Regions from separate parts of the Mus musculus genome. Here regions 1, 2, 4, 5 and 6 are each linked to region 3. Evidence: chromatin loops called from intact Hi-C (ENCODE). Cell type or tissue: left cerebral cortex. All regions are shown on one strand. Region 1 has its middle 26 kb from the start of Slc22a8. Region 2 has its middle 15 kb from the start of Slc22a8. Region 3 holds the start of Chrm1 (cholinergic receptor, muscarinic 1, CNS). Region 4 holds the start of Slc3a2 (solute carrier family 3 (activators of dibasic and neutral amino acid transport), member 2). Region 5 holds the start of Snhg1 (small nucleolar RNA host gene 1). Region 6 has its middle 6.0 kb from the start of Slc22a8.

The links. Hi-C counts contacts between places; a loop is a spot of excess contacts. Peaks named below come from ENCODE experiments on the same cell type or tissue, not always from the same donor. Only the 100,000 strongest peaks of a DNase experiment are listed, where the experiment ranks them.
Region 1: a loop joins it to region 3, with 6 times the contacts of the local background. A loop is called at or near these places in 10 of 42 quality-filtered maps.
Region 2: it touches region 3 in a loop (6-fold over the local background); 12 of 42 quality-filtered maps call a loop at or near these places.
Region 4: a loop joins it to region 3, with 2.1 times the contacts of the local background. A loop is called at or near these places in 2 of 42 quality-filtered maps.
Region 5: it touches region 3 in a loop (7-fold over the local background); 2 of 42 quality-filtered maps call a loop at or near these places.
Region 6: it touches region 3 in a loop (4-fold over the local background); 13 of 42 quality-filtered maps call a loop at or near these places.

What each region holds. Positions count from the first base shown.
Region 1 is chr19:8,564,456-8,569,455 of GRCm38, forward strand. No RefSeq gene overlaps it. Among named protein-coding and RNA genes, the nearest start is that of Slc22a8, 26 kb to the right of the region's middle. In left cerebral cortex, CTCF peaks have their summits at 1,078 (motif pointing left) and 2,867 (motif pointing right); DNase peaks (open chromatin) are centred at 185, 965, 1,724, 2,494 and 2 more places; H3K4me3 peaks cover 100 bases; H3K27ac peaks cover 2,095 bases.
Region 2 is chr19:8,575,616-8,580,615 of GRCm38, forward strand. No RefSeq gene overlaps it. Among named protein-coding and RNA genes, the nearest start is that of Slc22a8, 15 kb to the right of the region's middle. In left cerebral cortex, a CTCF peak has its summit at 2,741; DNase peaks (open chromatin) are centred at 3,033 and 3,560; H3K4me3 peaks cover 749 bases; H3K27ac peaks cover 2,564 bases.
Region 3 is chr19:8,659,865-8,664,864 of GRCm38, forward strand. It overlaps Chrm1 (cholinergic receptor, muscarinic 1, CNS), which reads left to right and starts at 4,141. Exons shown (of 3, transcript NM_001112697.1): 1 at 4,141-4,593. It overlaps 9830166K06Rik (RIKEN cDNA 9830166K06 gene), which reads right to left and starts at 3,471. Exons shown (of 3, transcript NR_045314.1): 1 at 2,877-3,471; 2 at 1-448. In left cerebral cortex, a CTCF peak has its summit at 2,671 (motif pointing right); DNase peaks (open chromatin) are centred at 2,215, 2,582, 3,680, 4,203 and 1 more place; H3K4me3 peaks cover 2,995 bases; H3K27ac peaks cover 3,573 bases.
Region 4 is chr19:8,710,379-8,715,378 of GRCm38, forward strand. It overlaps Slc3a2 (solute carrier family 3 (activators of dibasic and neutral amino acid transport), member 2), which reads right to left and starts at 3,519. Exons shown (of 9, transcript NM_008577.4): 1 at 2,964-3,519; 2 at 2,352-2,525; 3 at 1,456-1,550. The coding sequence starts at 3,369. In left cerebral cortex, CTCF peaks have their summits at 3,022 and 4,393 (motif pointing right); DNase peaks (open chromatin) are centred at 2,644, 3,034 and 3,496; H3K4me3 peaks cover 3,003 bases; H3K27ac peaks cover 2,399 bases.
Region 5 is chr19:8,720,363-8,725,362 of GRCm38, forward strand. It overlaps Snhg1 (small nucleolar RNA host gene 1), which reads left to right and starts at 3,125. Exons shown (of 10, transcript NR_002896.3): 1 at 3,125-3,144; 2 at 3,779-3,827; 3 at 4,041-4,121; 4 at 4,310-4,359; 5 at 4,652-4,684; 6 at 4,860-4,894. It overlaps LOC115489078 (a small nucleolar RNA gene), which reads left to right and starts at 3,631; the gene lies at 3,631-3,702. LOC115489084 (a small nucleolar RNA gene) reads left to right here and starts at 3,889; the gene lies at 3,889-3,963. It overlaps LOC115489083 (a small nucleolar RNA gene), which reads left to right and starts at 4,170; the gene lies at 4,170-4,239. It also overlaps LOC115489082, LOC115489081, LOC115489086 and a transcript of Slc3a2 not described here. In left cerebral cortex, CTCF peaks have their summits at 2,669 and 2,877; DNase peaks (open chromatin) are centred at 2,987 and 3,383; H3K4me3 peaks cover 3,443 bases; H3K27ac peaks cover 1,744 bases.
Region 6 is chr19:8,584,693-8,589,692 of GRCm38, forward strand. It overlaps the pseudogene Gm6425. Among named protein-coding and RNA genes, the nearest start is that of Slc22a8, 6.0 kb to the right of the region's middle. In left cerebral cortex, a CTCF peak has its summit at 2,837 (motif pointing right); DNase peaks (open chromatin) are centred at 1,426 and 1,857; H3K27ac peaks cover 927 bases.

The sequences.
Region 1 (5,000 bases), 95 kb before region 3:
ATATATTTTCTTCCAGTGATGAAGAGGACATTATCTCCATTACGATCTGTGGCAAAGTGGCACTGCTTTGATCCTACAGTATTGGACAGATGTTCCTGAGAGAACTGGCTTTTTCCACTCAAAAATGGTACACACTGCAAGTGATTGTTGAATGAAAATGGGCGCAGTAAGGAAACCAAAATAGCTGTTCCGTGGGTGAAAAAAGGAAAAAGTTTATTCCAAACTGCCAAAGCTGCCTCCTGGGAAAGCAAGGAAAAGTGACAGGGAAAGATGTTCAGGGTTAAATGGGACCAAGGAGAAAGTAGGCTTGTGAGCTGGGACTGAGGGAGCCAGACTGACCTTGACAAGTTAAGTGATAACACAGTCATGTGTTTGTGGAAGGGCCACAAGCTCCTTTGCCAGAGATAAGGAGAATGACTCCCTTTTTAGCAAGCAGGAAATTTCTTCAAGCCCCTGACAGAATGGGGGCTTTCGTCTAAATGCCCAACCTGGGAAAAGGACCTTCTTGGGGGATGAGACAATTGTATCTCTACCCTTGTTTGTCATCTTTATGTCCTTGTCCTAGAGGTAAAGACAAGTTCCATGGTCTGTCTATAATGAAGCCTACAGTGAAAACTCAGTGGTGAATCCTGACACTTGGGGTCTGTACAATCCCTGATCTGACCTAAGCTGTGATATCCATTTGTGCCAATGGATAGACAAAACAGTACAATTACATTGCTTGAGAGGCTGTCCCTTTACAGTCAGCACTTATGTATATTAGACAAATATACCAAATTATTCATAAAGAAAATGTCTTATTTTTTCAATTTCAGGTAGCATTGCATGATGGAGGAGACTTGGAGAAGAATAAGAGGGACAGGATGAAATATGTAAGGGGAAGAATGTTAACTTAAAAGCCGAGATGGGGCTGGAATGATGACTCAGCAGGTAAGAACACAGGCTGCTTTTCCAGAGAATCTGGGTTTAAATTTTCACCCACATGATGGCTCACTACTATCTGTAACTCTAGTCGCAGGGGATCCAACACCCTCTTCTGGCTTCTCTGGGCACTAGGCATGCACATACAGGCAGACAAAACACCCCATGCACACAAAATAAATAACTTTTAATTTTCAAAAAAGCCAAGTGTAAAAGCATTCCAAGAATTCACAATCACAAATGAAAATTTAATACAAAGTATGCAAAATGTGTGTTAAAACACACGCAAAAAAAGTAAAGGATTGACTTTAGTCGATTTTGAAGCTTTATGTTTATTTAGGGGAGTGTTTGCTTGTTTGTTTGTTTGTTTTTGAGACATGAGATCTCACTATGTAGCTTTGGCTGTCCTGGAACTCACTATGTAGCCCAGGCTGGCCTCAGACTCTTGGAGCTCCAGCTGCCTCTGCCTCCTGAGTGCTAGAGGTAAAAGTGAGTGCCAGCATGACTGACCCTTTTAGTTCATTTTAAAGAAATATCTATTTGAGCTTTTGCTCCATTTGTTAAGGACATGTCAGTCTGTGAGTATATACATGCATTTGTTTCTGTGTATGGGTATAGAGAGAACACGTGCTTCACACCCTGGAGAGTATATGAAGAATGGAAAACACAGAGCCCCAGCAGTAAGCTGGCCTTGGTGGTCTCATAAAGCCACCAAGAAGAAGGGGCAGACATCAGCAATGTTTTCCAAGTGAGTGACTCATCAGCCCTATGTAACAAGGAGACAGCTGACCACCCAGACTTCTTCCTCCGTCTCCTAGCAGATGAAGCCTCCAGATGGCCCTGCTAAATATAATGAGATGATAATCAGGCAAGCAAAGACGTCTAATAATGCAACAGACAAATTCAGCATAAGCCTACTGATAGGACATCAGCCAGAGACAACGCTAAGATAATGTCACCAGGGCAGGCATTGAGCCACAAGCTCCAAACACTGATGTCACCAATTAAGCTTAATTACAAACAAAGGATATAAGGATAATGGCCAGAGGCTTGAGTCTGGACTTGAAGCCTTCGCCTTCATTTAAAAAAAAAACAAACAAACAAACAAACAAATCAGTCCATTTATAAGTCAGACTATTTAACCCTAGCTGCTTTGATGATCTGTGGGGGAGGGGGGAGAACCACCTGCCAGCTAAGTCCCAAAATCCAGTTTTTGTTCTTCTATAACGGATTTCTGGCCACAGAGGTGGGGGCTGCAGTTCTCAGCCTGTCTTGCAGAAAAGTGTGGCCTAAGGCTCTTCAGCAGCATTGTTTTCTGGACAGTGAGGTGTGAGTGTATGTATTCTGTGCAGTCTCCCCTCCTCTTCTCCTTTTGAGCCCCAGTGAAAACTTCTTAACCCAGTACATCAATTCAGTTTGTTCTTCTGTCATCTCTAGGATACTGCCTTCATCATTGTGGTCCAAAATGACTCACCCTTCAGCCTACACTCCACTGTTCTGAAAGAGAAGAGCAAATGCTCAGATTCCCAAACTTTTCTTTTAAGATGATTTTCTTTTTATTTTTAATCACTTGTATGTGTGGGGAGTGGGTGTGCCTGTGAGTGCGGTGCCTGCAGAAGCCAGAGAGGGACACCAGGTCCCCTAGAACTGGAGTTACAGGAATTGTGAGCTTCCTGATGTGGGTGCTAAAAACTGAACTTGGGTTCTCTGCAAAAGCAACAAGCCCTCTAACAGCTGAGCCACGTCTCCAGCCCCTAAACACTTTTATTTGCTTGGTTGTGTATGTGCACACATGACACATGCATACATATCTCAGAGCACATGTGGCGGTCAGAGGACCACGTGCAGGGCTCAAGAGATGGAACTCAACCCAGATTCCAAACTCTGAACACTGTTTTTGCTCATTATGTGACATCATCTTCTAGACAGAAAGTCATGTGTGAAGAGGGCCACCAGGGGTCAGCATGAGACAAGAACAATAGGAAGAGGCGAAATCTCAGTCTTTCCTCCTGGCAACATTTCCTTGGTGGGAAAAAAAAAAAAAAACCTGAAAGTCAATAAGAACAGAGTACTGAACAACCGAGTTTCCTTGTCTAAGTGTTGGCATACATCATTACATGTATTGTAAACATGGTTGTTGGTTGTAACAGTTTCACAAAGGCTAAGGGAAGTTCCAATTTGCTGTAAATAAGGCTGGCCCTGAACTCTTGCTACTCCTCGAGCACCTGCAAGAGCTGGAATCACAGGAGTCAGCCAGGTCATGTGGAGCTCAGATCAAACCCAAAGCCTCATGCACGGTACCCGCCCACGGCGCTACCTGCCCAGCCCTAGATTGCAAACCACCTGACTACCCACAGAGCACCGGCCAGGGATCTAGCTGACATTGAGATCCAGGCAAAGTCTTCGCCCTCAAAAAAGAATCGTTATAATCTAATGGGGGAGGGGGGAGGAGAGTGCAGGGAATGGCAGACAGTAACAAATAAATATATCAAAACACAGAGTAGAGCAAAGCTGAAGGGAGACAAATAAAAACAAAGTAAAACAGTGTGTGTGTGTGTGAGAGAGAGAGAGAGAGTGCCATAAGGAAGCCAGTATTCAGTACTAACTTCTGAAATAAAGATATATATCAGAACATGAAGGCTGGGTGATAAACAGGAGCCAGGTGGGATCCATTTCCAGTGCCAAGGAAAGTAATTGTGTTGTGTTTTGTTTTGCCGTGCAACAATGTCCTCTTACTATATACAGGGCAGTGACAATTGTTGTCTTAGTCTCTCCATACAGGCCAAAAATAATGCTCTGCTTAACATATTGGAACTTAAAACTGATTACTGCCTAATGAAGATTTAAAAATTATCATAAAACAAGTTTAGCCAGGGGCTGGGTCATCCTCAGGCCTCCAAGAACACAGACCTAAATGTGACCAGCTGGCCCCCAGTCTCCATTCACTGCCTGAGGTAAATGCTCAGATCAGTGGAACCTTCTGGACTCAAACCCATGGAATGTCCAACAAGATTTCCAGAAAAAGTCATTGCTACATCTTTCCGGGGTGTTACAGAAATGTGCTGGCACATACGTTAATAATTTAATAATACTAATTAATTTAATATTAAATTTAATATAACATTTAATAATTTAATAATAAGCACAGCTGTCATGGAGTTCATACCATGGTCATTCTCAATAATTTTAAAACATCTCACTGCCAGACAGTAGTGGCACATGCCTTTAGTCTCAGCACTTGAGAGGCAGAGGCAGACGGATCTCTATAAGTTCAAGGCCAGCCTGGTCTAGAAAGCAACTTCCAAGACAGCCAAGCCTACACAGGAGAGAGAGAGGCAGAAGTGGGCAGATCTCTATGTGTGTGAGGCCAACCTAATCCTCATAGCAGGTTTCAGGTGAGCCAGACCCTGTGTCAAAAAAAAACAAAACAAAACAAAACAAAACAAACAAACAAAAAAACAAAAAAAAATTTTTGTGTGTGCCAGGCAGTGGTGACCCACACCTTTAATCCCAGCACTTGGGAGGCAGAGGCAGGCAGATTTCTGAGTTCGAGGCCAGCCTGGTCTACAAAGTGAGTTCCAGGACAGCCAGGACTACACAGAGAAAAACCACCCTGTCTTGAAAAACCAAACAAAAAAAAAAAAAAGAAAAGAAAAGAAAAGAAAAAAAACAAAAAAAAATATTTTTGTGTGTCTATAATCCCCAAGGACTGGAGAGGCCGGGTAAAAGGATCACCAGTTTAAGAACAGCATGAGTTACGTAGTGAAAGTTAAAATACGGAGAGAGGAAAAAAGAAAGGGGAGGGAAGGGGAGAAAGAGGGAGAAGGAGAGGGAGATAGGGAAAGGGAGAGAGGGGAGAAGGAGAGAGGAGGAGGGGAAAAGAGGGGAGAGGGAGAGGGAGAGGGAGAGGGAGGAGAAACACGCGAAACAAGAATAGGAAGAAAAAAAAAAAAAAAATACTGATTCTCCCTGCAATATCCAGAAGAACCAACACCCCTCACATACCCAACCTAACCACAGCCCTTCATCTGAAAGGAAGGGTCCTTAGCAGTATCGGTAATACTGTAACAGACATTCAG
Region 2 (5,000 bases), 84 kb before region 3:
TCATACACTGTTGGTAGGGTGTAAATTGATGCCACCACTGTGTCAATCAGTCTGGGTATTTCTCAAAAGACTAAAAAGACAGTCACCATATGACCCAGCTGCACCACTCCTAAACAATACCCAAAGAAGTCTACATTCTACTACAGAGATACTCACATGCCCATGTTAATTGTTGTTCTAGTCACGATAACGGAAACAGCCTAGATGGTCACCACCTGAGGAGCGGATAGTGACATGCATTACATAAACACAGTGAGGATATTACCCATCTATAAAGGAAAATGAATCGTGAAAACTATAGGTAAATGAATGATACTGAAAAAAACAAAAACAAACAAATGAACAAACAAACAAAAAAACAGTATACTGAGTAAAGTGAGCCAGGCCCAGAAAAAAGTCACTATTCTCTCTCATATTTTCATTATTTACTGTGTGTACTTAATCTGCAGCACATATGGAAGCCAGGAAACTACAGACAGGCCACTGGGGAGAAGTACATTAAGGGGGTGGAGGAAGGTAGAAAAAGGAATGTAGAAAGGGTTACTAATGGGAGCAGAAAGTTTCAAGCATAGAGTAGGAAATGAGAAGATGGTCAAAGCTTAGCCAAAATGAAGGATGCTTGAAAACACTGTGGAAGCCTATGGTTTTCCAACCAAAGAAACAAAATTCGTTAGCAGAGATAGCAGAACACAGGCCACTTGAAAGGAGACAAGAGGAATGCTTGAGGTTAAAAGTTTAGGTGGCACTAGGGCTACTGGGGAGAGAACAGGGTAAGAGTGGGGTACGGAAATCCACTAGTTTGTAAGCTAGTTTTTTAAAACATAATAAATGTTTTTTAAAAAGAATTTGAATAGAAGTAACCAGCGTAGGTGGAGAACATTGTTCACAAAGGCATGAGTTATTAAATGAAAATCGCAGTACCAGGCACAGATATCTCCCTGTGAGTTGCTAAGTCAGTAAGGCCGCAGAGATGCCAAAACAACACAGGCTATTGCCACTGCTCTCAGCATTCCAATAGAACTAGATGGTGGTTCAGAAACAGGGGTGGAGTCTCTATTGCTGCAGACACTGCTCATGTTTATGAGAAACATAAACAAAAATGTATTATCTTTTCTATCAAAGGGTTAAATAAGATAAAACTCCACTTTAAAAACATTGTAAAGAAGCCACTCAGAAAATTTCAAATTCCTCTGGGTCAGCACTTCTTGAAATCAAAATATATGCTCAAGTTTCCTTTCTCCCTAGGACGTGTGCTGTTCTGTATGCTAGAATGTTAGCTCCAGTTCAGACCACTCACAGTAAGGCAAGGAACCCCTTACATTAAGAATAAAAACCCAGAAGGACACAAGCATGCAAACACATGTAAACATACACACACACATAAACACACACACACACAATGGGTGCATGTGCTTGCTCAAGTGTGGCTAGGCCATTAGTCAAATGTTCAAAGACCTGGGTTTGGATCCTCAGGACCCATGGATTCTAAAATCAGGGTGCAAGTGTCATATATCTCTAAACCCAGCATCAGGGAGCAGGAGATGGAGACTAGAAGATTGATTCCTGGAGCTCACTAGCCAGTCAGTCTAGCTGCTTCAAGAGAGACCCTATCTCAAGGTGGAGAACCCAAGGAAGATACACAACACTGACCTCTGATCTGTATACATACGTCCACATCCATGAACATGCAAGCACAGACATAAAACTGCCCATGCTTGGAAATGGCAAACCTTATCCTAATTTTATTCTAAATGGTTTCTATATGTATTGATTTTAATAACATTTTAATTTATTCTTTGAAGTTTTTATACATTTATACAATACATACCGGAACCACTCTAAAATTCCTCCTAGTGTCCCCCACCCTGTCTCTCTCCCAACTTCATGTCTTTTTTAACTGTAATTAATAACCTCAAGTCCAATCAGTGCTGCTCATATGATCTTGGTGGGGGAGCTCCACGGGCATGAGCAACCTTCCAGAAGAAAGAAAAATGACTCTCTGTCCCTCCACAGCCATCAACTGACAACTGCTCCTCTACTGGGGCCCCTCCCTTCCATGCTGGAATTTTGGTTGGCTTGATTTTGTGCAGGTAACCACAGCTGCTAAGATCTCCAGGGATCTGCTATCTGGAGCAGATCCTGTAAAATCAACACCCTGATTTTACAAATCCCAGAGTGCTGGCGATCGAAATCCAAGTCCTCAAGTACTTTACTGAGCCATCTCCTGGCCCCATTTTGTTTTCCGAGACAGCATCTTATGTACCCTCCTGCATCTGTTTCCAGAGTGCTGGGATTGCAGGCACGCACAGACACCATGCATGTTTGTGAGTACATGTCCATGGTATTGAGCAACGTTCACCTCTACCCATCTCTAGACTGTCATGGAAAACAGAATGCTGAACTTATTAAGCAAAGTCCCCTTCCAAACCCTCTCATCATGAGAAACCCTCTATTCTAATTCCTGTATTTATTTTACTTTTCCCTTTCTAGTGCTTCTTATAAGCAAAATTAGTTATCTGACTTTTGTATCTTGTTTCACCAAGAAAAATGTGTGGAGGTCTCATTAATGTTATAGTATGTGACAGCATTCCAATCCTTTTTAATTCTTATACATAATTCAGTTGTATACATATATCACAATATTTCCCCCCATTCATCTGGTGTTGATGGAGGGCGTGATTTTGCCAAAATGTCTGATTCCAATCCTAGGCTAAAGCCAATGCAGTGACTCCCTGAAGCCACCAGAGGACGCATAGGGACCGTGAGGCCGGCGCTCTAGCAAAAGCTGTTTGTGGAAGAAAAACCAGAAGAAGCCTGGTTTTGTACATATAAAGTAAGGACCGACTCTGGCACTCACGTGAAAGGGAGGCTGGCCGGGTCTGGACGTGGGCCAGAGAGGTAACCGATCTTTCAAATCTGTTCATTGGATTCAATAGGAGGAAAAAGGCATGGAGATCTACGCGGGAGAAGCTATCCATGTAATCCTGGCCCAACATCACACCCCACCCCCAAAATGGAAAGATTCCACCGACCACCCACAGCTTTCCTGCAAGCTGTCCTCCAGTGTGAGCCGCCCCCAGCGGGAGCTCGGAGAGGAGGATGGGCGAGAAAATCCAGCAAGGACTGAGCTTGGTTCCTGTCTTTTCCCAGCAACCATGCTGTGTTCAACCTGTGGCTTGAATGTTTCACAGGGAAGGAAACTGAAGCACCACGCTGTTACTATAGTGTCCAGAGCAAATGCAAGAGGCAAGGTCTGAATGCCACCCGGACTCACGCGGCTCACGAGGACTTCTCCAAGCCCACTGTCTGGGTTTCTCTGTAATGCGCGTCTGGGGCTCCGTTCCACACTTCATCACAGAATGGTATGTGGCCCTAGAGACTGGTCCACAGGACCTCTTATGATGCTCTGGCTTAGTTTTTTGATAGCCACTTCACATTGGCCAGAATTTTCCCCAGTGTAAACCTCTCCATTTTTCTCACATGTACTGGTACCGAGACAGCTCTCCCCCACTGCAGCCCTGTGCAGCTGGGTCTTTGGATCTGAGTGCAGGAACTGACATTTATCCCTGTCAGATTCATCTTGTTCACTGACAAACATTTGTTCAGTGCCTACGCAGTACCAGGTGCTGGTACTGAAATGAGAGACAAGTCTCCTGCCCTTAAGAAGCTCCCACTGACATCAATCCTGTTAATAGCCACCAGTTACTAAGAACTTATTCTGCACCAGTCACACAAGGCTAGTATCATAACCATGAGTTGTCTCATGACCCCTCACAACACTGCAGTGGAGGTGGCATTGTCTGAATTTTACAGATGGGGAAGCCAAAATTCTGAAAGCTTATGCATGCTGGGGAGACAGCTAACTTGGTAAGATGCCTTCTGCGCAAGCATGAGGACCTGGCTTCAGGTCTCCAGCACCCACATAAAAAGCTAAGCTCAACTTCTGAGGAAGCAGCCAGGTGGATTCCTGAAACGCATTGGCCAGCTGGCCTAGGTGAATCAGTGAGAGACCTTGACAGAAAGAAAGAGAGGGGTGGGGGGAGAGGGAGAGGAGGAAGAAAGATAGGGGCTGGAGAGATGGTCTATCAGTTAAGAGCACTTTCTCTTCCAGAGGACCCAGGTTCAAGTCCCAGTATCCATGTGGCAGCTCACAATTATCCATAATAACACTGTGGTTTATAGATACGCATAAGGGCAAAATGTTCATATACATAACTAGATTTTAACTGTTGTTCAAATAAAGGTGAAGAGCGGTTGAGGAAAGATACCTGTGCGGATCAGTAATTTTGTCAACTTGACACAGTAGGAGAGAATCTCAACTGAGAAAAACACCCCTATAAGACTGGTCTATAGCCAGGTCTGTTGGGCATTTTCTTGGTTAATAGTTGATATGGGAAATCCTACCAAACTAGGGTTGGTGTCACCGATGGGCAAGTTGTCCTGGGTTATATAGAAAAGCAGGCTAAGCAAGCCATGGGAAGTAAGCCAGGAAGCAGCATCCTCCATCCTTCAGCTCTTGCCTCCAGGTGTCCTGCCTCGGGTTCCTGTCCTTGACTTCTCTTAAATGATGGACTACAGCCGTAAGGAGCAATAAACCTTTTCCTCCCCAAGTTGCTTTTAGTCATGCTGGTTATCACAGCAATAGAAAGCAAACTAAAACAACACACGCACACACACACACACACACACACACACACACACACACACACACACACACGACAGGCAGGCAGTAGGGGCAGCTCAGTGGCTGAGCACTTGCCTGACATTTGTGAGACCCCAGCTCAATTATCATCTCTGAAAAAGAAAAACGTTAACTGACTTGTGGGAAGTGACATTGCTACAAAGTAGCAGTGCCCAACACTCCCATTGCTTTGGATTCTGATTCTCTCCTCCCACTTAAACTCCCTCTATCCCAGCTTTGGCTTCTCACTAAACTCAGATAAAGTTTACTTATCTGAAATTCATCAACAATATTGTAGAAACGGGGCTGAGCTCAGAGC
Region 3 (5,000 bases):
TAACCTGAGCTCCGTCTCTGGCCCCCACGAATTGTTCTCTGACCTGCACACAGGTGCCCTGGCTCTAGTGTGCCAGAACCTGGGACGGCACATAACAGACAAGAAGCCAGCTCCTCTCGCCTTCTGGGTGGAAGTCATATACCATTCCTGATGCACCTCCACCAAGACAGTATTACTGTTTTCCTTCTGGGGAGGGTTAAAAAAAAAAAATAGGTTGGTGAACTCTGGAACTGTAAGCCAAATAAACCCTTTCTTTCCCAACTTGCTTTTTGATCATGTGGCCGAGTGAAGATTCATCAATTTCCAAACCGATGTCGGAAGTTTCACCGCCTCTTCCCTGAATCTGGATGAGGCTTCTAAGATGCATCCAACTCCTAGGCAGCCACAAGTGGTTCCTGAGCTCTGAGTCCTGTCCTCATAGGCAGGAATAGGGGTTATTTAGAGCCACCTTGTAAGAAAGAACACAATTTTGAGGTTCAGTTCTCAGTGCGCAAATCCTGGACCAGACCCTACATGCTCTGCTGGACCCAGGTTCCTGAAAGTTCTGAGCTGTGAGGCATGAGATAGACAGACACTGCTTCCAAGTCACACCTGCTAAGAGGAACGGGACTCAATTGGCTGGGAAGGTGGAAAATTGGTTGAGTAGACTGTCTACATTCGATCATCTTAAGAACCAGACTGTAAAATCTCAATTTCTGGACCCATAATTTTGTTGTGGCTGAGTTTACCCAGGCCTAGCAGGTCTGCAGCCCCAACCTGGATTGTAGCTTTTCCTTTCAAATCTAGAAAACAGTCTGTTGGAGTGTAGGGGAAGGTCTGGGAAGGTTAAAACTAAAGACTTTGGGCAAAGGAAGAAATGAAAAGACATGCTGTCGGGTAGTCTATATGCCCTCAGAAGTGGTGACATCTCTGGCCTGCTGCCTTCCCTCCTCAAGGGCCCTCAGGACCACCTGCACATCACAGGCCAGGTAAAACTGAAAGAACTGGCCTCCCTTCCCAAGGCCTCCATCATCCTTTAGTGCGAAGGAAGCGGCACCCTGAAGGTTTAGTGGGGTTTTAAATCCTTTCCTGGACTGAAACCGAGGATAAGGATGTAAGTAAAAATGGGTACAACGCTCTACATGAACACGCCCCACCCCATGGAGGTCAAGGACGCGAGGTGCTTACTCCCAACCTGACACACCTGAATTGAATCCCCAGGACCTACACGGTGAAAGGAGAGAACCGGCTCCTGCAAGTTATCCTCTGACCTCCACCTGAGCGCTATGGCACGGGTGTTGCACGCACATGAGCCCATACCATACATCATAAATAGAATTTTAACTTTGTAAGGAAAATACTAGCCCTTCCTTCCTGCAAACTTGCAGCCTGCGAGCGGCCAACCCTGCTGGGCTTCCCAGGCCCAGGATTGTTCAGGCACACTGAACCCTCCACAAAGCCCGAGGCACGTTTTTTTGGTTTTGTTTTTTGTTTGTTTGTTTGTTTGTTTGTTTTTTGTTGTTGTTTTGCTTTGTTTTTGTTAATCTATTCAATCTGTAAAATGGGAGTAAGAAAAGGCCTACCACACAAAACATTGAGCGACAGGTTAATTAAAGTAAAGCGCTTAGGAAAGCCCGGCGGAAGCAAGCACTCAGTACCTACTATAAGTAACAATAATGGCTTTCTCTTTCAGACGCTGAAAGTGCTGGTTGATGTAACTGTCCCACCAAGGGAGGAGGCACTTCTACTCCCACGAAACTGATTAAACAGACCTAGAGACAAGCTCTGACTTGTCAGGCAGTTCGAATGAACCAACCTACGGTTGGATTCGAACCCAGGACAACTTCGCTCTTTTTCTTTTTTCTTTCTTTCTTTCTTTCTTTTTTTCCTTTCTTTCTTTCTTTCTTTTCCTACTTAGAAGCATTTATGATTGGGCCGAGTCATCCAATGCTGATCAAAAATAGCAACCAGCAGGAGCGCAGACCCCGAGTCCTGTGTAGACCCGCCCCCACCTGAACAGAGGGGAAAAATGCTGAAGAGGGTCTGGGCAGCAGAGAGGGGGGTCACGTGGGGGCCGGGCCGGACCCCCACGTGCGCCGCCTGCAGCCGCTTAGCGAAGCCCTTTGTCGGGAGCAGCCGCGTTCGTGCCGCACTCGGCGGCTTAAAATAAAGACAATGTTCCCAGCCTCCCTGCGGCTAAATCCGGCGCGAGTGCGGGGGTGGCGAGCGAGCCGGGCGGGAGCTCTTCTCCCCGCGCTGCCTCCCTTCTTCCCTCGTGCCTCAGTTTCCCCAACTGGTATGAGGAGACCTAGCCAAGCTAGGCGGGAATGCAAAAAGCGTGATACAACAGGAGGTACGGGGCTATAGACCCCTTCTTCTGTAGCTGCACAGACTCCAGAACGCTGCACGGACCAAAGATGAGGACACTCAGGAGGAGGCAGAGGAAAGCTGGACACCCTCCCCTCCCGCCCACAAAATAAGTGTTTTTATTTCTAAAGGGACATGTGCAGAGGCGGTGGGAGAAAAGGGAGAGCAAGAAGAATGGGGGAAGGGGGCAAAGAGGAAGCTTGATTCAGACTCGGAAATGGATGTGGAGGCCTAACTCCCCCACTCTAAACCACGTGTACACGCACAAGTACACGCACCCCCACGGCTCTCCCAACATGCAGCCCGCAACCTAAGGATGGCCCAGTAGGGGGCAGCCTGCCACAGAGACTGCTTGTTTTCTGACCTAACCCTAAGGGTCTAATGCCACCGAAGGTGGGAGGAGGAGCTGTTCAGATCCTCTGACCCCGACACCCCCTCCGCCCCAAACTGTAGTATATGACCAAACACAGAGAGAAGGCGCACTGGGTACCCCTTGGCAGCCTCAAGAGTACAGATGCCCCCACACGTACCTGCCACCTGTGTCCCGTATCTGCTGGCCCAAGCCCCAGAGTCGTCGTCAATTTCTTCCTTTTCTGGTTCCTTTGGCAACTGAGCTCCAGTCTCAACATTGGTAGGAAAATGAAGAGAGAAGGAAGAATGGGTGTGCCCCGGACTCCAAAACCCTGAGCTTAGAGCTCACCTGGAACCTACCTTTAGCTTTCTCTCCTCCATAAAGGCAATCTTGATTTCGGTCCTTCCCACCTCCCTCCCAGGGCTTCATCACAGCCCATGGGGCAAAACACACAGGAGCTTTTAGTGTTTCCAATTCTCCTCGGTGGTCAGCTCTCCAGGAAGTCTCTATTGGGGCATTGCTGGACCCAGGTCCCTATGACAAAGCCCCCAGGGGTTGTCTCTATCTCCAAGGAGACTCTACACAGAAATCCAAACCAGCCTGGGGGGGAGGGGGGATGAGGGTCAAACCGTAGGCTGAGAGGAGGAGTGGCTCGTACTTCCCAGGTACACACCTGTGAACCTAAAGTGGGAGTCAGGGGAGACAGTTTGACAAGCAGGGAGGAGAGCAGTCTGTCTGCCTGTCTGTCTGTCTACCAAGGGGAAGCTGGAGGTGGAGCAGTCAGGGAGGTAGATGCTACCTCACTTGTCAAAATTAGCCAATTCCACAGTTGGGCAACACTCAGACATACACTGAGCACAGACACACGCTCCCACATGCGTTCTGGCTCCAGATTGGCAGGGTCACACCTGGATTTACGTAGGCTGCATAATGACATGAGCACACATGTCATACTACACATGCCGGACCCTGAACAGCATATGGAACAAACACAGTTTCTCCAGTGCTCCACAAACCAGATACACATATACCCTCACACCAGACCTTTCCATACACCAGAGTGCACTGCCCAGCATGCGGGCATGTCACTCCGTCCCAGGGTGGGTGAGCCAGCCCTCTGGGTCTGGTCCAAGTTGGAACCTCTCACGTGAGGCCCAATGTGTCATTTTCAAACAGAAGGAATTTAGCTCCCTCACAGCAGGGAGGAAGAGCAGGGTGTGTGGCTGGGTGGGTGGGTGGGTGGGCGCGTGGGCATGTTCATGGGGGGAGGGTATGCAAAGGAAGCAGGCATGTGAATAATGGGGCATGTGTGTCGGGGCATGTGTGTTGGGACATGGTGCACAGGAGTTGGGGGCTTTCCGGTTGGGTGGGGGAAGGTGCCCGGGAAACAGAGTGTGCCTTTGTGAGAGGGTGTGTGTGTGTGTGTGTGTGTGTGTGTGTGTGTGTGTGTGTGTGCCGCCAGTCTGTGTGCAGTGGGTGTGGGTGTTTGTCTCCCTGTATCCGCCTTCTCTCTCCTCTTGGACTTTTAGCTTTCCTGGGCTCTCTTTCCTCATGTCCTGCCTCCTCCCTCTCGAGGCTCAAAGTGGGTGCCCTTGTGGACAAGGGGGGCACACTCCAGGACTTAGTCCAACCCCAGATGCTGCCTGAGGCTTCCCTCCTGCTCCCCCTCCCTTTCTTTCCTCCCTTTCCTCCCTCCCTCTCTTTCCCTTCCTCCCTCCCCCCCAAGGCTGGCGTGCCAGGGGGTGGGACATGCCAATCACTGGCTGTGCCTCTCCGGCTGCCAGCACAGGGCGCAGCTCCCCCCGGGAGCCAGGTGTTTGGGTCCCAGGAGACACTGCAGGCCCCCGGAGAAGCACTGAAGCTGAGGACCCTACAGACCCCTCTCCGGTCCCATGGTGAGTACATTTGGAAGGGCTTGGGAGGGGCTGTGTTGAGCTGGGTGCAGAAGCATCAGGGTCCTCTGAGACAGGGCAGGGACAAGGATGAGACAGGAATGGGGGTGGATTCTTGAAAGGGGAGGTGGCCAGGGAGGGGTCTAGAGGCCAAGAGGGCTCTCTAGCAGTGGGCATTGGCTGCTACAAACACCCTGTCTGCTGCTTCTCAGTGGATTTATCTGATGTTTTTCTGTGCTTTAGCTGGCAGAAGAGGTAAAGACCTTCTTAGGAAACTCAACCTAGACTTCAGAAGAGATTAGATGGCTGTGTGGTTAGCAGATCCCCCAGCACACTAAAGGCAGAAGGGGAAGGGCAGGAGGCAGCCCTGGCTACCAGCACCTAGTTGAAGAGTGACCCCATGTACATAC
Region 4 (5,000 bases), 51 kb after region 3:
TTCTCACTTGCTCTCCCATCTTCACCTGAGGCTACCACCTGAAAGACATATCAGTAACTTTTCTTTCTGACTTCAGACCAGTCTCCAACTCACTGCATAACTGAGGCTGTGCTTAACTTCTCATCCTCCTGCCTCCCGCCAACTCTCAAGTGTAGGCTACAGGCTTTCTCTACTACTTTGAACTCTCTTATCAGTAACTTTTAACAAACTTCCTATTAAGTATAGGATCCCAGCACATGGGAGTTTAGGATTACCCTCAGCAATGGAGATCTAGAACACAAATCTCGCAGCAACTAGCAAGAGCCAAACTGGGTGATTATAGGAGTCTCCCCCACATACTTAAGAATCCAAAAGTGTCAGCACCTGCCTTTCCTTTGTTATGTCCACCCTGGACCTGCCAGTGTCCTAAAACGTAGGCATCAGAAGCTGGGATGACATTAGAAGCTTTACCCTAGCCTGGTGAGTACCAAGTTTAAGCCACTACCTCAAGGTAAAGGCAGACCAGAGAAGACTCCTTGAGACTTCCGGTTTGGAATACATGAAGTGACTGCATCTCAGTTTCTTCAGTAACAGATTGTCAGTAACAGACAATATTTTGTGGGTTTACTAAACAAATTAGAAAACAGCTATAAAATACTTGGGACAGGAGGCTAGAGAGAGAGCTCAGTGGTAATAGCTTCCGCAGAGTCAAGAGCTTGCCCCTTTTGCAGAGGAGCCAGGTTCAGTTCCCAGCACCTACGTAGCAGCAGCTCACAACTATCTGTAACTTCAGCTCCAGGGGATCCAATATCCTTTCTTGACTGTCCAATACCCTTTCTATTTTCTGTCTTGCCTCTGGAGACTCCTATAATCACCCAATTTGGCTCTTGCTAGTTGCTGGGAGATTTGTGTTCTAGATCTCCATTGCTGAGGATAACCTTAAACTCCCAAGTGCTGGGGTACCAAACATGCACATAGTGCACAAACACTCATGCATAAAAACAAATCTTAAAAAGCATTCATAGTGGAGTTAACTCTTTAAAAAATAATAAAATATGGGGGAAGATAAAATACCAGATACACAGTAAGACTCTAGTACTTATAATTTCAGACTGGGCTCAGTTCCAAATACATCAAACAAAAACTGGGAAACCAGTCAGGTCAGGGTTCCCACAGAGAAAGAAAAGACTTCCTATCACAAAAAGAAAAATTAAACTTCCAGTTCCAGACTGACATCTGAGAAATTCCCTTCCTGGCACAGCCTCACTTCTAGAGTAAAGGAAACACATACACACACACACACACACACAAAGCAGTCAGAACAGAAACAAGAAGAACACCGTGCACCTGGGCCTATCCCTCCGGCTATGGGAAGAGGTATTCCTGCTTGGGAGAACCACACAGTGCACAGGAGGCTTGCTGTGAATAAATCCACACAGCACCAACATCTGTATGCTGTCGGCCATAAAACCTCACCTTCATTTTGGTGGCTACAATGTCAGCCTGAGCAGGGAGGAACCACGCATTCTGGCCCTGGTAGTTGGGAGTGAGGTCCAAAATGATGTGAATGCCTAGAAAAATAACGAGTTGAGAGAACTCCTTTGGGGAAGAAGAGGAAACAAGGAACTTGAACACAGGTTACTAGGTGAACCTACATACGGTTTGCACAGAATCTGAAGGAAACCCACAAAAGCCCTCAGGTGGTTTTATACTAGAGCAGTTCCTCCTCCGCCCACACACACACACACACACAAGTTTCCATACTGAGGTTTTGGTTTCTTTCTTATTTTCCCCTCCCATGAAGTCAGGGTTCTGTGTATGTGGGCGGGCTGCCTGAGGATAAATAAGCCCCTACATCTCCTTCCCAAGTGTGGGGTTATAGGCACATGCTGCTTGTGTTGTGCTGAGGAATCAAACTCAGGTCTTCATGGATCCTAGACAAGCACTCTTACAAACTGAGCTACGTTGTCAGCCCTCTATAGTGAACTCTAAAGCAGCATTTGAATCTCTTCTATATATAGGATCTACTTTATACATTTAAAAGCCATTTATTTTATCGAGCCATGGTGACACACTTAAGTCTAGCACTCGGGACCAGGGGAGCTCTGTAAACTCTCATCCGGCCTGGTCATGGTAGTCAGGTACAGGCCAACCAATTACATGGTGAGACCCTACCTGAGAACCAAAACCAAAATAAATACATAAAAATTACGCTCACGCATGAAGCACATTTTTTAGTGTAAATCATAACATATTCCCCCTTGTGCCTGACACAAAAAAACTGAGCCAGTTAGGAGAAAAATCAGACAAAAACTCTATCCTGTTTCTGGGCCAGAATGCCAAACCCTTTCTAGTTCCTTAGAAAGACCTACTCTTTTTCTTGGCACTTTGTAGAAGGTCTTTAAAATCTTCCTGGGAGCCCAAAGTGGGATTAATCTGTTTCAGGTCGGTTTCATTGATTTCATCCTTCTGGTTCTTGTGAATTGGGCCTAACACCAGGCCCTTCACCTTCAGGGTGCTCAAGTACTCCAGATGGCTCTTCAGACCTAGGAGGAGAGGGTTGGGTTAACCAATAGGGCATGAAAAGCCTCCAGCCTCCACATTCTCTCCACCACTTCCCGACTCCCTCTGACGCGGGTTGGATCATGAGACAAAGTAGCTGACGCAAGGAGTCTCACACATTACTTCAGAAACTGGTTTGAACTGGCTCAGGGCCGCGTGGTTGGGGGAGGGGAGAGGAGAAAGATGATGTGCTGAGTCAGGCACCCTTAGGAAGAAGTAGGGGTCCGGCTAGCGTTTTTTTTTTTTTTTTTTTAAAGAAAGGGGGGGGGATTTTTGCCAGGGAGTCGTCCCAAAAAAAATAGGTTGCAGTAAAGAATCACCAGCGTTCTAGAGAAGACGAGGAGGAAGGAAAAAAGCAGCAGAATGCCCGATTAAACGAGGGATTCATGGGGGCAAGGGATGAGGGTGCACACCCTACTCACCAGCTATGCCTCCCGCATCCCGGCCTACAAAGGCCTGAAGGTCGCCGATGCGGTAGAGGGCGCCCTTGTGCCACCACCTCTGTACAGGCAGCTCACGGCAGCGCGGCGCCCGAACGATGATAACCACGGCGCCCGCCAGCATGCCCAGCCAACCGAGCCAGAAGAGCAGCAGCAGCGCCCAGCGGGTGCGCACCCAGCCAGGGCTGCCCGCTACCTTCAGTAGCTCCTCCTTGGATAAGCCGGTGAACTTGACCCCGGCCTCCGTCTCGTCCTCCGCCACCTTGATCTTCACCAGACCGTTCTTCTCCCCGGCCGCCGCCCCGTCCGCTGCATTCATGGGCTGCTTCTCCGGTTCTAGCTCGTTCAGCTCCACATCTTTCATGTCCACTTCGGTGTCCTGGCTCATGGTGCCTGCAGAAACGGTGACACGACACGGCCTGTAGTCAGTGAGGCAGCTCTAATCCTGCCTGGATCCCCGTTCAGAGAGGCGTCCCGTGGCCGTGAGGCTAGCAGAGCTTCCTAACTGCTTCTGCCGCTGGGCGGGTGTGGCGGCGGGGAAGTGACCCAGGACTCCGCCCCGGTCCGCCTCTTAAAGAGATGCAGAGAAGTCTTTTCGCACCTCCAGCCTCGCTGAATACTCCCGTCTATCCCTAACGCTTATTCCTGCAAGAGTCTGGGAAGGGGAGCTTGTGGTCAGAAACCCTTAGAATAACAAACGTGAATTTGTCTTGACCAGGTTTCAAAGCCCCTCCTCCGACCTTCCGGCCCCTTACCCTGCGAGGCCTCTTTTCTCTCCACAAGATGACACCAGTCTCCATCCACATCGTGATCCCTTCGCCCCAAGCACGGCTCAGGCTGATCTCCCCAACTTCACACAGACCTTGGCACTACATCTCACTTCTGCTTTACGTACATCTTCTCATACTCCGGACTTAGCTGAGTTCCTGGATTCTCCTCGGGGCTTACACGTACTCACCTTTCAAGACTCCTTGAATTTAATTCCTCAGGCAGCAACTATTTACTGGGCACCCACTCCAATCCTTTGCTTCATCAACTGCATAGGATCAACTCTAATCCGTTCTTCTTGATTTTAAAATTCAACTGCAGAATTGAAGTGGTCACTACCCTTATTATCTTACCCTAGTTACTAGCAAGAATGTTGGATTACTGGGAATCAGGCATCCAGAAGAGATTAATGGGGCTGTAATAAACATTCCGAAGGTATTGAGGCACCTACCCTTTTAATATACAAGCTGTTCTAACTCTTTTTTTCTTTTTTTTTTAACTATTTACTATTTTTTAACTATTTACTCACTTATTATATGTGACTACACTGTAGCTGTCTTCAGATGCACCAGAAGAACTATTTACTCACTTATTATATGTGACTACACTGTAGCTGTCTTCAGATGTACCAGAAGAGGGCGTCAGAACTCGTTACAGATGGTTGTGAGCCACCATGTGGTTCCTGGGAATTGAACTCGGGACCTTTGAAAGAGCAGTGAGTGCTCTTAACTGCTGAGCCATCTCTCCAGCCCCTGTTCTAACTCTTAACCACCTTGCAATAACTCTCAAACCCTCTAGTGTGCCGGGCTACATCAGTTGACTATGCTAGGCCCTGGAACCAGCTTAGTTCCCTCACACTTTGAAAGTTTCTCAAATTCCCCCGGCAGAGGTCCTTGGCAAGAGGAAGGGTAAATGGGGCAGACTGGGTTAGCAGCAGGGACAAGTGAAAAGTGAACATCAACTCTAGGAGGTGCCAACAATTTCAGGAACTTTGTGTTCCAATTAGGTTATTTTCAGAGAGAATCGGAAGGAAACAACAGGTCCTTTCTCCCTCTCCCCACGTAGGCCGGCAGCCAAGATTGCTATGTATTTGGAAGAAAGCAGAAGCCAAGGCCAGAACAGTAGAGAGGAAGGGATATGAAAAGTCTCATCACCTGCCACTGTCCTTTTGAATTCCCAAAGTCCTCCCCGGCCTCACTAGAGAAAAGTCTATACACCAGCTCCTAGGAAGAGGGAAGAGGCTAAGGGTCA
Region 5 (5,000 bases), 60 kb after region 3:
TGGTGCCCTTGGAGACCAGAAGAAGGTGTCAGATTCCCTGGAACTGAAGTTACAGATAGTTGTTAGCTGCCATGTGGGTGCTGTGAATTGAACATTCAAGCTACAATTTAGAAGAATGGACTAGAAGGGAACAAACTGGCGAGTGACAGTTCAACAAAAGCCGTAGGGGTAAGATTGGGACTGTGTCTCAGCTAGTGGCGGGCTGGCTAGAACAGAGAAAGTCCTGGGTTTGAACCTCGCTGCCTCGTAAAACCTGGTATCGTGGCACACACCTGCAGTCTCAGTCCTCAAAGTAGAGGCACGAGGATCCGAAGTTCAAAGCCAGCTCATCCTCGGCTAGATATCGAGTTCCAGGCCAACCCAGGCTACCTAAGAACATGACTCAAAAACAAAACCATGGGCTGTGTGAAGTCTCATCGGGTAAAAATACTTGCTCCACAACCCTGAGGGCCTGAGTTCAACCCCTGGGACCCAAACTGTAAGGACAGAACTGACTCCTCTAAGTTGACCTGTGACTTCCAGATATGCTAAAGCATGCACACTCCCCCATCCACAACATACAGCCACACACACACACACACACACACACACACGAATAAATAAGAAAAAAAGCAATGAGTTAAGGTGTAATTTTTAAAAGTTGAAACACAGCTCAATATAAACACAAGATGAAACACATGATTTTATTCAACTTATTAATTAAAGAACAAATAACTCAAAAGAGAATTCTAGGAAATGAAAATAGTATTTCAGTCAAGAATGCTTATATGAGCCAAGTGTGGTGGCATGCCTTTAATCCCAGCACTAGGGAGGCAGACAGAGTTGCCTTATTTATTGGTTCCCTTCTCCCAGATCCTGTTGGATATATAGACAGACATACATACATACATACATACATACATACATTCTCACACACACACACACACACACACACACACACACACACACACACACGTGTGTATGTGCATATCACTCTTCTCATCTGGAAAATGGAATGATTCTGTTTTGGTTTGCTTTTGTTTTCTTTTCCTTTTAATTTTTATTTATGTGTATGTTTGTGTATTCACAAATATATGCCACATGTGTACAGGTGCCCAAAAAGGCCAGAAGAGTTAGATTGCCTGGAGCTGGGGTTCAGGTGGCTATAAGCCACATAACATGGGTACTAAGAACTAAACTTAGGTCCTCTACAAGAACACCATTTGATCTGAACTGCTGAATCATCACTTCAACCCCAGTTGTAAACACTACAGAATCCACGCTAAAAAAAAAGCTGGGCTGTGATGTTGCACACCTTTAATCCCAGCACTCAAGAGGTAGAGGCAGGTGGATCTCTGTGAGTTTGAGGCCAGACTAGTCTATAAAGTAAGTTCTAGGACAGCTAGGACTACACAGGAAAATCCTGTCTCAAAAAACAAAGACAAAGCTGGGCGTGGTGGCGTATGCCTTTAATCCCAGAACTCGGGAGACAGAGGCAGGCGGATTTCTGAGTTCGAGGCCAGCCTGATCTACAAAGTGAGTTCCAGGACAGCCAGGGCTATACAGAGAAACCCTGTCTCGAAAAGCCAAAAAAAAAAAGACAAAAATTAAAATACTTTTTTTTTCTTTTTTGAGACAGGGTTTCAACTATGTAGCCCTGGCTGACAAGAACTCATTATGTGGTACATGCTGAGCCGCTGAGCTCCTCAAACTCCTCCTGAGCCTGCATCCCTAGGGCGGGACTAAAGGCATGAATCAACATGCCCAGCATTATTTTTTCTTAATTAAACTTTAGATGTGTATGTACCACGTGTGTGTCAGGTGCCCATGGAGGCCAGAAGTGGGTACTGGATCCCTTGGAACTGGAACTGCAGATGGCTACTAGCTGGGAATTGAACCAGGGTCTTCTGCAAGTGCTGATTTTGAAATCAGGCTGCCTGGATTTATACCTTGGATCTGATACTGTTTATCTGGGTAACAGTCAGCAAATGACTTAACCTCTCTGGGACCCGAGCTTCTCACCCATAACTGTACCTTACCACCTTCCAACTTGGATTATTAAGTGAGGTCATGCAGAAGAGCAATTAGTATGAGAGTAATGATAATTGTTCGAAAGGCAAGCTTCTGCATATAGATGTTTGCTATATGCATATGACTATAATGCTACTGCACACTCTCAATAACCAGTCTATAGCTGCGACTTAGAAAACTGGTAAATTCTAATGATTGTTCCCCCCAGAGCTCTTTATATCTAAGACCACCCATGCATAAAATGAGGGTTATCCCTAACTTTTAGGAGTGTGGAATATTAACTCATATTGGGTGCTTTAAACGGTAAGCCCAGTTGTGTGGAGAATTGTCAGCCTCAGTAGTATAGCACTTATCTACACATGCACATAGCAGCAGCTTTAATCTATAGCACTGCTAAAAACAAAACATGCAACATGCTCCATAAATGACATCTAAATGCTGGCCCTACTTCATTCAATCCGGGCCAAGAACATGGCGAAAATAGACCAGGAAGCAAAACACAAAAATCGGTCTCCAGAATGACGTAGGGCTTCTAGTCCCGACTGGGTTTCCCTAAAAGGCTTCATGCAAGGAAGCGAAAATCCAACCGAGCTCAGCCCAGGGCCCAGTACCTGAGTCGCCCGCTGCGCTGACAACCTGGACATCAAGCCCCGTCTGCGCGCTGGGCGGCTGGCGGGGAACCGAGACACCGTCGGTGGAGTGTTCAGTAGGTTCAGGATCCATAGAGATGGATCAACACGCGGCTTAGCGTGAGTGAGGGTGAGAAATCGCCTCAACGTATGGATATTGGTAGTTGTGACCCAGACAGTCGAGCTGTATGGGTCGCGAACCAAAATCTCCAGCGATGACGTTTTACCCGCAGTGAGTAAGAACCGCCTAGCCGCAGCGCCAAAGGCGTAGCGTCGCACTCCCCTAAAGCGCCTGCGCCTCTTTTTCGCGCTGCAAAATCAGAGGCGGAGCTCTCCGCACGCCCCTTTGGGCGGATTCCTCTACCCACAATTCCTCCGGCTCGCACACCGCTTACCTTAGCGCCTGCGTGAGTCCTAGTCCCACCTCCAAATCCCGTGGGCCTTTGCGAGATGCTATTTATAGGCCACACGTTGTTCTTGTCGGCCTCATTTTTCCTTGTTCGGGGTAAGTACTCTACGTCTTTATGTGCTGTAGTTTTCACTTTGTTTTTTTCTTGTCTTTCTCTTTTTTTTTTTTTTTTTGGTTTTTCGAGACAGGGTTTCTCTGTATAGTCCTGGCTGTCCTGCTGAAACTCACTTTATAGACCAGGGTGGCCTCGAACTAAAATCCGCCTGCCTCTGCCACCCGAGTGCTGCGATTAAAGTCGTGCGCCACCACGCCTGGCTCTTGTCTTTCTCTTAATCAGCTTTCCTATAACTGCGGCTGGCTTTTATCACAAACACCTATCTGTCACTGTTGTGAACCGCCGCCTGTATTTTCTTACGTAATGTTTATTTCTGGTGATTTAAAAGACCCTCGTGGGCAGCGTTAATAAATGTGGACTTTGGTAATCTGTTCCGTAGTCTTAGCGGGGAGACCATGTTAGGGCATTCAAGACCTAAAGATGACAGGATTTTGTGAAGGACAAAATGGTGGCGGCAGTGCAAGGCCACCCCCTATGATGAGGACCTTTTCACAGACCTGTACTGATATATCTGTGAGGATAAGTAACTCTGAGGAGGCTGGCCCTACATCACAGCCTTCTCATCCTTTAGAGATTTCTTGGTGTAGAAGTAACCCGATGCTAACTTCTCTACAGGTTTGAGGTGCCACCTTACAAAAGGATGGGTGTACGCTCTCTTTTCAGAGTAAGTAGTGTTAATGGTTTTACCAGATTTTTTTGGTTGTTGAGTATAAGTTGTGTGTGTGCTACGGGGATGATATGAAAACTGAACTCTCTCTTTCTGATGGTTTAGTGGAGAAAACAAAAATTCTCTGAGTAGCACAATCTGTGGCAGGTATTTGGATTGTTTGGCATAAAGTCTTTTATTGAAGTTTGGGGTTTTTTTTTTCTGTTCTAGATGTGGTTCATCTCAAAGCCCTTTACACTTTGGAGCCAGGCCTGTTCAATTTTACAAATAACACGTTTTGCTTGTAGTCAGGTAGGTATTGATGGTTGGTGCTTCCTTAGGGAACATATTTAGATGGCCACTTAATGATGAACAATGTAAATGACAAGCATATGGCTGAGTTGCAATGATGTCATCTTACTACTGAAATGGGCTGAAGAAAGAAGGTGCTGAGGTGGCTGTGATTACATTTAAAAATGACATTGTTTCTCTGTTTCCAGGGTGCTGTGACAACATGAAGAGTTCGAGCTACCTCCCAGGATGAGTGCAGGTAATTGTCCAAGTAGAGCTTAGGGTTTCCCTAGGGAAAATAGTCAAGACAGACATTGAAGCAGCACAACACTTTTTTGCTGCTTACTATTTGTATTTCTAGAGGACACATTATGTTAAGGCCTTTGTTCTCTTAAAAACTCAACTGTCAGATGATTTGAAATGATGACACTGAACACTCCGTGAAGGTGTGAATTTATAGCATGTTAGAGTTCTGATGGCAGTTAGTGCTGACAGACAGATTGTAATTCTGTCCTGATGGTTGAAAATAACTACTTGTTACTCTTCCACAGGTTTTCCTGGTGACAAATCTCAGGCATTCAAAGGTTAGTTAGATTATTTTGGATGGGGTTTGTTCACTAGGTTTGCTGTTTCTATGATGAATCAAACTAGCTCACTATGACTGCTAATGAAAACACAGGAACACCTGAGAAACCAAAGGGTAGTGTGGGGGCAAGGGCCTTATATCCAGCCTTTTCAAGGTTTGTTATTTTTCTCCAGGTTCTGTTAGCAGTGCCATACTTGTGGGTTTACAGGTGAGTGATTCCAGTGTGTGGTGTGGTGTATGTGCATAGCATTGGACTGGGGTGGGGGGACCTAACTGAGAACGTACTTTGTGTATATATGATGACTTTCATAGAA
Region 6 (5,000 bases), 75 kb before region 3:
CTCAGAGGGCCCATGTCAATAAACCCAGCCTGATTCAGTTTTATGTTCTTACCTCCATTATCCCACACCCTTAAAATCCATTCCCACACATATTCTCCAGACTTCTGCTTGAATGAATTAGCAAACTCATTAAGCTCCTTAGAAGTGTACTTCACCTCTTCATGGACTACACTTTCTATTTCCCCTCTAGGAGCCTGCTTAACCTTAATTTTGATTATAGGTCTAAAGGTGACTATAGGTGGGCCCTGAGGGGCATCCATAATTGCCTTGCCTGACTTTTTTTTTTTTTTTTTCAGAGAAAGTTGGGGCTAGTTTAGCAAACAATGAAGGATTAATTGCCTCAGTTAAAGATAGAAAAGGCAATATTTCAGGGACTGGAGGTAGGAGCACATCTTCTGCTGACGGTGGAGAGACTCCTTCCTCAGGTGAGAGGAATCCTTGAGAATCTGATGTTCAAAGTTCTCAGCTTCAATAGGGTCCTCCTACACATCTCTACCCCAAGTTGCAGGATTTCATTCTGTACCAATTAATGTCCTTACTTTTACTGCCAACACCATCTGAAGCTGGGATTTGAATTTTCACTGTAATTCAGCCAACCTTAAAATGAAGGCTTCAGTTTGATTTTCTGTACCTTGAGCTCTGTGACCGCTGAAGAGAAGATTCTCCTCCAGAGCACACTTGGAAGCTCGTAAACTGCTTATGTGCATCAGGTGCTGTCAGTCCTATCACTGAGTTCCTTGTCCCTCGCTGTATTCTGAGATGCTAAAGTTGGTTAATCTTATCATGAAGCTCATTCTTTTCCTCTGTCAGTTTATCCAGAGATGTTAGGAGCAACCAATCAGCACCATATTTTTCATTTATTTTTTTTTTACAAACTGTCAAAAGTGATAGATATATAGAGAGTAACCAAACCTGTTGTCTCTCACAATTAATGGATCAGGATAATCAAATGGATTTGTTTCCTTAGTTTTGTAAAATAGTTCACCCCATGAGCTTTCAGCACTCTTCAAGCTTCAAGAAGAGGCTTCAGTAACTGGAGGTATTGGCAAATTGTAAAGCCTATCCCAGATCCTTTAAAAAGTTACACTTATACTTCTTGTTGCTCTAGAATCACTTCTGGTACCAAAATCTATAGTAGTCAGGGTTCTCTAGAGAAACAGAACTCATAGAAAGAGTTTATATAGAGAGATTCAGTGTGGAGTGTGTGTGTGTGTGTGTGTGTGTGTGTGTGTGTGTGTGTGTGTGATATTTATAAGAATGGCTTACAGGCTGTGGTTCAGCTAGTCCAACAATGACTGTCTACCAACAAAAGATTAAGGAATCCAGTAGTTGTTCTGTGTGTGAAGTTGGATGTCACAGCCAGTCTTCAGTATGCACTGGAATCCCAAAGAAGTTGGCTCTAATGCCAGTGAAGGCGTGGGCTTCCCATCAAGAACAAGCAGGCAAAGAGAGCAAGCTTTCTTCTTCCTTGTCCTTTATATAGGCTGCCAAAAGAAGATGCGAACCAAACTAAAGGTGAATCTTCCCACCTCAGAAGATCCAATCAAAAGTGGATCTTCCCAGTTCAAATTATTTAATTAAGAAAAAAGATCCCTCACAGATGTACCCAGCTGGTTGGGTTTTAATTCACTCCAGATGTAGTCAAATTGACAACAAAAATGGCCTTTACAGCCAGCAAGAAGGAGGCTCAAGAACAAGGCTAAGGCAGTACACAGTCCTACCTTTCTCTCCAAGGAGTGACTCCATGGAGCCTGTGGCCCCCATGAGTGGTAGAAACAGAGAAGGCAATGGAATTCCAGAAGGTAGGAGGAAGGGTCGCCTACACAATTGGAAATTTTTCACACAAAAAAAATTCCGGATTTCTAGCTATTTTTAAAATATCTGAGGATCTGGCAACTCAAAGCCTGCATATCCCCATGGCAACAGCAGCTGGTATGGAGCAGCAGCTATCCCCTTTAAACTGGACGTGTGCTTTACAGTGCTTCAGGGACATAAACACACATGCAAGCACACACACTTTCTACAGCTCTTCACAGACACATGCCCCCCCCCCCAGTTCTTTATGGACACCTCCCCTTCTCTCTCTCTCTCTCTCTCTCTCTCTCTCTCTCTCTCTCTCACACACACACACACACACACAGACAGAGAGAGAGAGTCACAAACACACAGTCACAGAGAGAGAGAGAGAGAGAGAGAGAGAGAGTCTGACAGTTACAAATACACACACAAACATACACACAGACACACACACGCGCACACACAGTCTGACCTCGCCAATTCGTTCATATACCCTCAATCCCTCAGCCCCTCAGTCCCTCAGCCCTTCAGCACTGAAGTCTGCCATCCCTAGCATAAGGCCTTTGATGAGCAGGAAACTGTGCTGGGGCAACTAAGGCCATGGCACTTGGCTCATCACCTTGAAGCTAAGCGCTCAGGCCTGGGATCCCCCCCACTTGAGTTCTTTTTGTAGTAGTGATTATTTTTGTTATGGGTTGCTGGTAGTTTTTCAGTGTTATTTGTTGTTTGTGATTCTTTGAAGAGGATTCTTTTGGGTGGGGGATTTGGGAGGCTTGCTGTTTTAGTTTGGTTGGTTTGTCATTTTTTCAGACAGAGTCTTACTATGCAGGCCAGGCTAGCCTCATCCTCCTGGGTGCTAGGATTAAGGTCTGCAGCACTGACACCAGGTCCTTTCCCTCAACTCCTCAGAGTGCTTGCCCCGTGTCCTCACTCCCTCCAAATCCATAAAAGCCAGTGCTGGGCTCAGCCTCCTGAACAGCCTCCATCTTCAAGGAAGAAGTGCAGTTTGTGATGGAAACCAGAAGGGGGTGACTTCCCCTGCCACTCCTTTGGAGCTGCCCATCAAGAGCCATTCCTAGCCTCACTCAGCCACCAGGCTCCTGTTATAATAACATGATCTCTATGAATGTATGTCCAGGAAGGGTCCTGTAAACCTGTGCTGTGACAGCTGAGGTGACAGCTGAGGCCCAGGCTGCTTGACTACATGGTGGACTCAGGAAGGAATTGGCTGGGCCAGAATCTATTTATTCCAGTTGACTAAGAAGACCTCACAGGCTCCAGTCTCTGCCTGGTAAGGCAACACTCTTGCCTACTAAGAACATTTTCTTCTCTCATTCTATGTAAGGCTCAGCTCTCCTGGAACCTGTTTCCTCAGGCCTGACCCTCAAACTAAGTTCCATGTGTTTGGTTCTGTGGGTTTATATACTTTACATAAGACCCCAACTATAGCCCCATCTTGCAGGTAAGAAAATTGAGGTTTAACTAGATGATTATCACTACCCAAGTCCGGCTAGCAAATGGCCAGCCCTGTGAAAGTCTCCTTACCTGGGCTGTCTCATCCCCAGGAAGACAACTGTAGGATGGGTCTGTGGAGGGGAGAGGAGTTGGGTTTTATTGTTTGTTTGGTTTGGTTGGTTTTTTTTTTTTTTTTTTTTTTTGCTTTGGATATTTTTTTCTTCAATTTTTTATTATCAGGAGTGACTGAAATAAAAAAATATAATTGAGTCCCATCATTATTGTCATTATAGAAATGGCTTTAGGAGAAAACTGGTCAGATAAATATTATTGCTTCCCACTTTTCAACTGGTAAGTAGTTGCCATTGATAAAACAGACAAGCCCAGAGAATCTGTCCAGAATGTTCAAGATAAGGTATACTATACAACATGCCTGTTCTCAGGGAGAACACCTAGGACATATTATGTGTACTTCTTGATCTCATCGTACAAGACAAGCACAAAGGCATGCCTCTGAGAACGTTGTACCATGCGCCCTTGAAGAAAGCCTTGCTTCCTTCATCTCGAGCGATCTTCCGCTAGCAGTCAAGTGTGCCTGTGTACATGATATCAGTTCCTTTGTGTCCAAACTGCATCATCATACAACGGTATTCTTGTAGTGTCATAGATACCAAAGTAGGCAGCTTGGTAGATGATAATGCCCTGTACTGACACATTAAAGCTTGGTTCATCAGGCCCTTAATCCCATCGGATTTGTAGATCTTAACCAGGCAGTCACCAAGGCCTTTGAATTCCCTTTCAGCTCCAGCTTTACCCACATCAACTGCTAGACCGGTACAGGCAAAATCAAGAGGGTACACAAAGCACAAGGATGTAGCCCCAGTGGCACCACCTGATGCCAGGTTCCCTGCAAAGTAGCACCAAAACTGGGTCCTCTTGTCCACACCACCCAGAAAGATCTGCTTGTATTTATCTTTGAAGGCAAAGTTGAGAGCCTGGGTGGGGAAGTATCTGATGACATTGGCCAGGTTCCCACACCAGAAGGACAGTCTCCCTGTTCCTTGGGGATATGAACCACGCAGTCTATAATGTTCTTGTATTGCTTATCTGCTGTGATTTGCTTGCTGGCATGATGCACCTGCTGCAGCAGCTTGACCCTCTCGATGATGGGTGCTACCGCTGTCTTGGAGATGGCCGAGGCCACTCCACAAGCCAAGAAGTCCTTAATGAAGGACACAGTGGCATCTGTCATGTTGAAAGCAAAAAAAAAAAAAGAGAGAGAGAGAGAGAGAGGTAGGCGAGTTCGGGACAGGACTGGGTTGACAACCAGCTTTGACTCCCGGACTCTCGAGGAGTTGGGTTTTAAGGACAGAGAACATCCTTTTACCCAAGTCCAGCAAGAAGATACCCCACACACAAACTACTTTTGTTTTTGGAGCTGCTCCAGGATAAGGGCTGAATTTGAGGTTCTCAAATTAGTTAGTGTTCAATCCCAGGGCTGAGAGGCACCTTCTCAGTCACTATAGAAATGCAGCTCCTGGACCTTGAGAGGTTAGCCTAACCATCCTCACCTATGAACATTCTAAGCGGCCATGCAGGGGATGCACAGGCTAAGTCCCTGCCTTAAACCTCTGAGTGGATGTGGAACAGGTAGGCGGCAGCTACGGGGAGCCAGTCTGCCCATAAAATAAACGTAAGAGGCGAGAGACTCAGATGCTGAACTAAGTAAACCTGGGTACCACTGAGCC